2 separate regions of the Mus musculus genome follow, and region 2 is linked to region 1. A link is a loop called in an ENCODE intact Hi-C map of the cell type or tissue named here. Cell type or tissue: gastrocnemius. All regions are shown on one strand.

Evidence for each region. A loop is a pair of places that touch in the nucleus more often than their neighbours do. Peaks named below come from ENCODE experiments on the same cell type or tissue, not always from the same donor. Only the 100,000 strongest peaks of a DNase experiment are listed, where the experiment ranks them.
Region 2: it touches region 1 in a loop (14-fold over the local background); 12 of 42 quality-filtered maps call a loop at or near these places.

The regions. Positions count from the first base shown.
Region 1 is chr2:127,340,231-127,342,730 of GRCm38, forward strand. It overlaps Astl (astacin-like metalloendopeptidase (M12 family)), which reads left to right and starts at 1,406. Exons shown (of 9, transcript NM_001291003.1): 1 at 1,406-1,521; 2 at 2,121-2,246. The coding sequence starts at 1,467. In gastrocnemius, a CTCF peak has its summit at 1,125 (motif pointing left); a DNase peak (open chromatin) is centred at 1,134.
Region 2 is chr2:127,165,237-127,167,736 of GRCm38, forward strand. No RefSeq gene overlaps it. Among named protein-coding and RNA genes, the nearest start is that of Itpripl1, 23 kb to the left of the region's middle. In gastrocnemius, a CTCF peak has its summit at 1,222 (motif pointing right); no DNase peak of the experiment used is centred here.

The sequences.
Region 1 (2,500 bases):
TCTTCTTCTTCTTCTTCTTCTTCTTCTTCTTCTTCTTCTTCTGTTTTTCAAGACAGGGTTTCTCTGTGTAGCCCTGGCTGTACTGGAACTCACTTTGTAGACCAAGCTGGCCTCAAACTCAGAAATCCTCCTGCCTCTGCCTCCCACATCCTGGGATTAAAGGGGTGCGCCACCACCCCTGGCATCTTCTTTTTTAATGGGAAAAAAATGGAGTGTTTAAGGTACTTGACAAGCTTTGACATATATAAGCACTGTGAAGGAATGAGTCTGCTGGTCAAGATAATTAGCATATCCATCGGATTCCTGGAAACCAGTCTAGATTCTGCTCAGGCATCAGCAGCATCTGCTTTTATTATAGCCCCTCTGTCTGGCTCTAGCTTCTACTTCTTGAGAGATGTTTGCCCCAGGCTCAGCAAGAATGCCAACAGGTCCTTGTGGAGCTCTGGCTTTCCTTTACTGAACATGGGGGTGGACTTGGTATGTTCCAGGCTGTCCATCCAGGCCGGGTCTCTGGATGGCAGGATGTAAAGGAAGAAAGTCTGGGAGCTTTGTATTTTGAATTAGTGAAATGGGAAGGGGCCCTGGCCGATCATGTCAGTGGGCAGTGGCATTGGAAGGACCACAGTCATATGAGCGTCTAAGAGTTCAAAAGTGTCCCCTCTGCAGTGGGGGGCGTCTCTGGGTGCTGATGATGCTGGTGTTCAGTGTGAAGTTTCTCAGAGTCTTGCAACCTGTGTACTTTCCTATATGGCTTCTGAAATAAAAGCTTATAGCTGGGCATAGTGACACATGCCTTTAATCCCAGCACTCAGGAGGTAGACACAGGCAGCAGGCAGATCTCTCTGAGTTTGAGGCCAGCCTGGTCTACATACTGAGTTCCAGGACAGCCAAAGCTACTTAATGAGACCCTTTCTCGTATAAATAGAGGAGGGGAGGGGGGAGGGGAGAGATTATACGGGTATGGTGACCACATAGGGAGAGGTGCCTTGAGTTTCCCAGCAGATTTTCTGGGTCTGAACCCTCCGGTAGTTGGTGGAACAGGAAAAGGAAAGCCCCCTTTTAGTGACTGGATCTCAATCCAAGTCATGAACTACATGAGGCTGCAATGCTTCTCTGCCCTCTGGTGGCAGGAGGGGGAATCTCAGGGAAGCTACCCTGCTCAAGGGTATCCTAAGGATTTGTTTTGTGTCCCCGGCCCACTTTTTACCCACTTCAGCCAAGATGGATGGGACTATGGTCCAGAAGGCTCAGGCTGGGGACAGGGGTAGAGTCCTCTGGTAAGACTGGGCAGGTCTTCAGGTGATAGTTGTTGGGAGGAACTGCAGGTGGAGGTGGTTGGGAGGCTGCAGGTGTGGGCTGGAGAAGCCCCTATTAAAGGGGGTGGATGGTAGAGTCCCTGAGTTAAGGAGGCCTTTCCCTGCCACATTTCTGTGTGTTGCTTGCCAAGAGGGCAGTGAGGACCCACCATGGGTATCATGGGAAGCCTGTGGCCTTGGATATTAACTATGCTCTCCTTGCTAGGTAAGCTGGCTCCAGTCTCTGGGACATTGGGAAGAGGCCAGAGGCTGCAGCTGTGGCTTAAGATAATCTTAACTTAGTTTCACAGCTCCAACATGGCGTTGTAGGGTTGTACCTATGAGTGAGCCCCTGGGAACCAAGGAGGAGGCCTCCTGATACTTGTAGGAGTAGAGAGGGCCCACCTAACAGCAGATTGCCAAGTGTCATACCATATACCTACTTGTTTTAAGGTAAGCCAGTTTCTAGCCTGGCTGGGGCAGCAGGCACTCAGCCTGAGTGGAGAGAAATGTTCAAGAGTAGGGTCTGAGGCCAGCCTTGATTCTGGTGCTGCCTGAAGATTTAAAGTCTACTGTGCCTCTTTTCTGCCTCATATTGGCTGCCCTAGCCTTTCTGAGCCAAGTGTTAGTCCCTTAAAGGGATCTCCTTCACTGAAGGCATCTAGGCCTTGTCACCAGGTATGATGAGTGAGATAGCCAGGCAGGCTTCAGGAATGCATCCTGGGTGGCCTCTCCTGGAAGGGGCTGGATTTTGCTGCCTGCTGTCCCGGCTCACAGTGGAGTCCCGGGGGCATCTATATGTCTGCACTTGTCTTCCTGAGCCAGGTTTGAGCATGGGAGCACCCTCAGCATCCAGATGTTCTGGAGTCTGCAGTACCAGTGTTCCAGAAGGCTTCACTCCTGAGGGAAGCCCGGTATTTCAGGACAAGGACATCCCCGCAATTAACCAAGGTGAGAACACGGGGCCACACTCCAAAGCCATGCTGAATGTGGACATGCGGAAAAGATTGAGAGGAAATGTCCCCATGCATGCAGGGAAATCAAGTTTCATGAGGAAATGCTTGTCTGTTTTTCTGTATTCTTTTGCTGGTTAATATTTTTTATATGAGATACTGTAAATGTCTTTAGAATGATCTGATAAGAGCACTGGTGTTCTCTCGGCTTGGGACTTGAGTAAAATCATCAGTCGATATTTGAGAGCATGT
Region 2 (2,500 bases), 170 kb before region 1:
TCCTCTTCTTGGGGTTTTAAATTCCTGCCAAAAAGAATTTAGGAACAGAATTAAAAGAAGCTCTGGCATAACTTTCTTCAAGTGTGAGGGACAGACAGAAAAACAGTTTCCAGCAAGAGCTTGAAGAGGCTGGGAGAAAGTCTTCTGCTGTGGAGTCCAGCAAGTAAGCCATGTGGTAGGACCAGGTCTAGAGGCTTCAGAGCATGTGACAGGAATTCCAGAGTGTTCAGGGATATAGGAATACTTCACAGAGCAGGGGCTGGTACTTACTGCAAAGAAATAGAATGAGAAAGGACTGAAAACTCTAAGCAGGCCTTGTACTCATTAGGGAAAGCTGGAAGTGACAGTCTTTAGCAGGGGCGTTTGGAAGCATTAGGGATATAATTGCTCCTCCCATTTTCATAGGACGGCTTCAGTTGAGACAGCTTTCATTTGTGATGATCTCCTGGCCAAGCCCAGATTTTCTACACGTACACACTGCATTTACTTTTAGTAAAAAGATTCGAGAATAATATGTAACTTTTTGAGGCCTTTTAAATGACAAAACATAAGCAGGGTCAGATATTCTGCATTGTGATGAAGAGGAAGTGACAAAAATGTCGAAAGACAGAATCCCCTGGGATATGCTGAGGTCACTGTGTTCTCTTGCATGAATGTTAACTCCTTTCTTATCGTGCTGTCTCTATTTGAATGCCTGCTGTGGCTCTGGGTTTTGAATATGGCTTCCTTTTCAGTTGTGAAACTAGGTTTTCTGGAAATGTCAAATCTGTTTTGAAGGTTTTAAGTACTGAGTGACTGATTGGAACTTGATGATTCTGAGAAGTGGAGTTTTATTGTTGAAGCAAATACTGTCTTTGGTCATCATGAGTCATTTCCATCTATTAGTCTAGTCTTTATGTACCCATGCATCCTTGTGGCCTTCAGGCCAAACATTTACAGTGTTTGGAGGAAGCCACAAACTCCCTCTAACCCTAAGCCCTGCTGGCTGTAAGACAGCAAATAAAATCTATAGTAGAGTCTCTCTACTATATCTGATGCTTGCATTGACTCTGAAATATTTTTTTCTGTGACCATGAATGTTATATACTAATGGGGGAACCTTAGCTTTTTGGAGAAGGCTGAATCTACATTCACTGGCATGGTCACTCACTTTTAGCTTCAAATAACCTGTTTCTTCCTATCTGTGGTGAAAGATCTGTATTTTAACTTAACAACATCAACCACTAGATGTCAGGCTTGTCCTGAAAATTGCTCTGTTGCCACTTTTAAATGAAATTTACAGCAGGCAGCTCAGATCTTAAAGAGAATCAGAGTGAGGTAACACAATCACAAAATAACTCAAATGATATGTACTCACTGATAAGTGGATATTAGCCCAGAAACTTAGGATACCCGAGATATAAGATACAATTTGCAAAACACATGAAACTCAAGAAGAACGAAGACCAAAGTGTGGACACTTTGCCCCTTCTTAGAGTTGGAAACAATCACCCATGGAAGGAGTTACAGAGACAAAGTTTGGAGCTGAGACAAAAAGATGGACCATCTAGAGACTGCCATATCCAGGGATCCATCCCATAATTAGCCTCCAAACGATGACACCATTGCATACACTAGCAAGTGTTGGCTGAAAGGACCCTGATATAGCTGTCTCTTGTGAGACTAGGCCGGGGCCTAGCAAACACATAAGTGGATGCTCACAGTCAGCTATTGGACGGAACATAGGGCCCCCCAATGGAGGAGCTAGAGAACGTATCCAAGGAGCTAAAGAGATCTGCAACCCTGTAGGTGCAACAACATTATGAACTAACCAGTACCCCGGAGTTCTTGACTCTAGCTGCATATGTATCAAAAGATGGCCTAGTCGGCCATCACTGGAAAGAGAGGCCCATTGGACACACAAACTTCATATGCCCCAGTACAGGGGAATGCCAGGGCCAAAAAAATGGGAATGGGTGGGTAGGGAAGTGGGGGACTTTTGGGATAGCATTGGAAATGTAATTGAGGAAAATACATAATAATAAAATATATATATATATAAGAGAATCAGAAAGCACATAGATGAGCAAACATCTTGAGTTCTTTCTAAGAAAAATAAAAGAGAAGAAAAAGCTGCTAGTTGTGTGTTATATGATAGTGTGGAGATTTAAGCAAAGACTAAATTCCCCACAAAGAGGGAGCAGAGAGCAGATCTGTATTAGTGTGTGTGTGTGTGTGTGTGTGTGTGTGTGTGTGTGAGAGAGAGAGAGAAAGAGAGAGAGAGACTTCTATGTTGCAGTCTGACTAACACAACAATGACCAGCTATGAATGGAAAGCCTAAAACTCTAGTCGTTGCTCAGTCCCACAAGGCTGGATGTTTCAGCTGGTCTTCTGTATAAAGTGCAATCCTGAAAAAGTGGGCTCCAGCAGATGTGCTGTCAAGTACGTGCAAGCAGAGGAAGAATGAACACATCTCCCTTCTTCTGCTACTCTCACGGAGGCCCCAGCAGGAGATGGAGC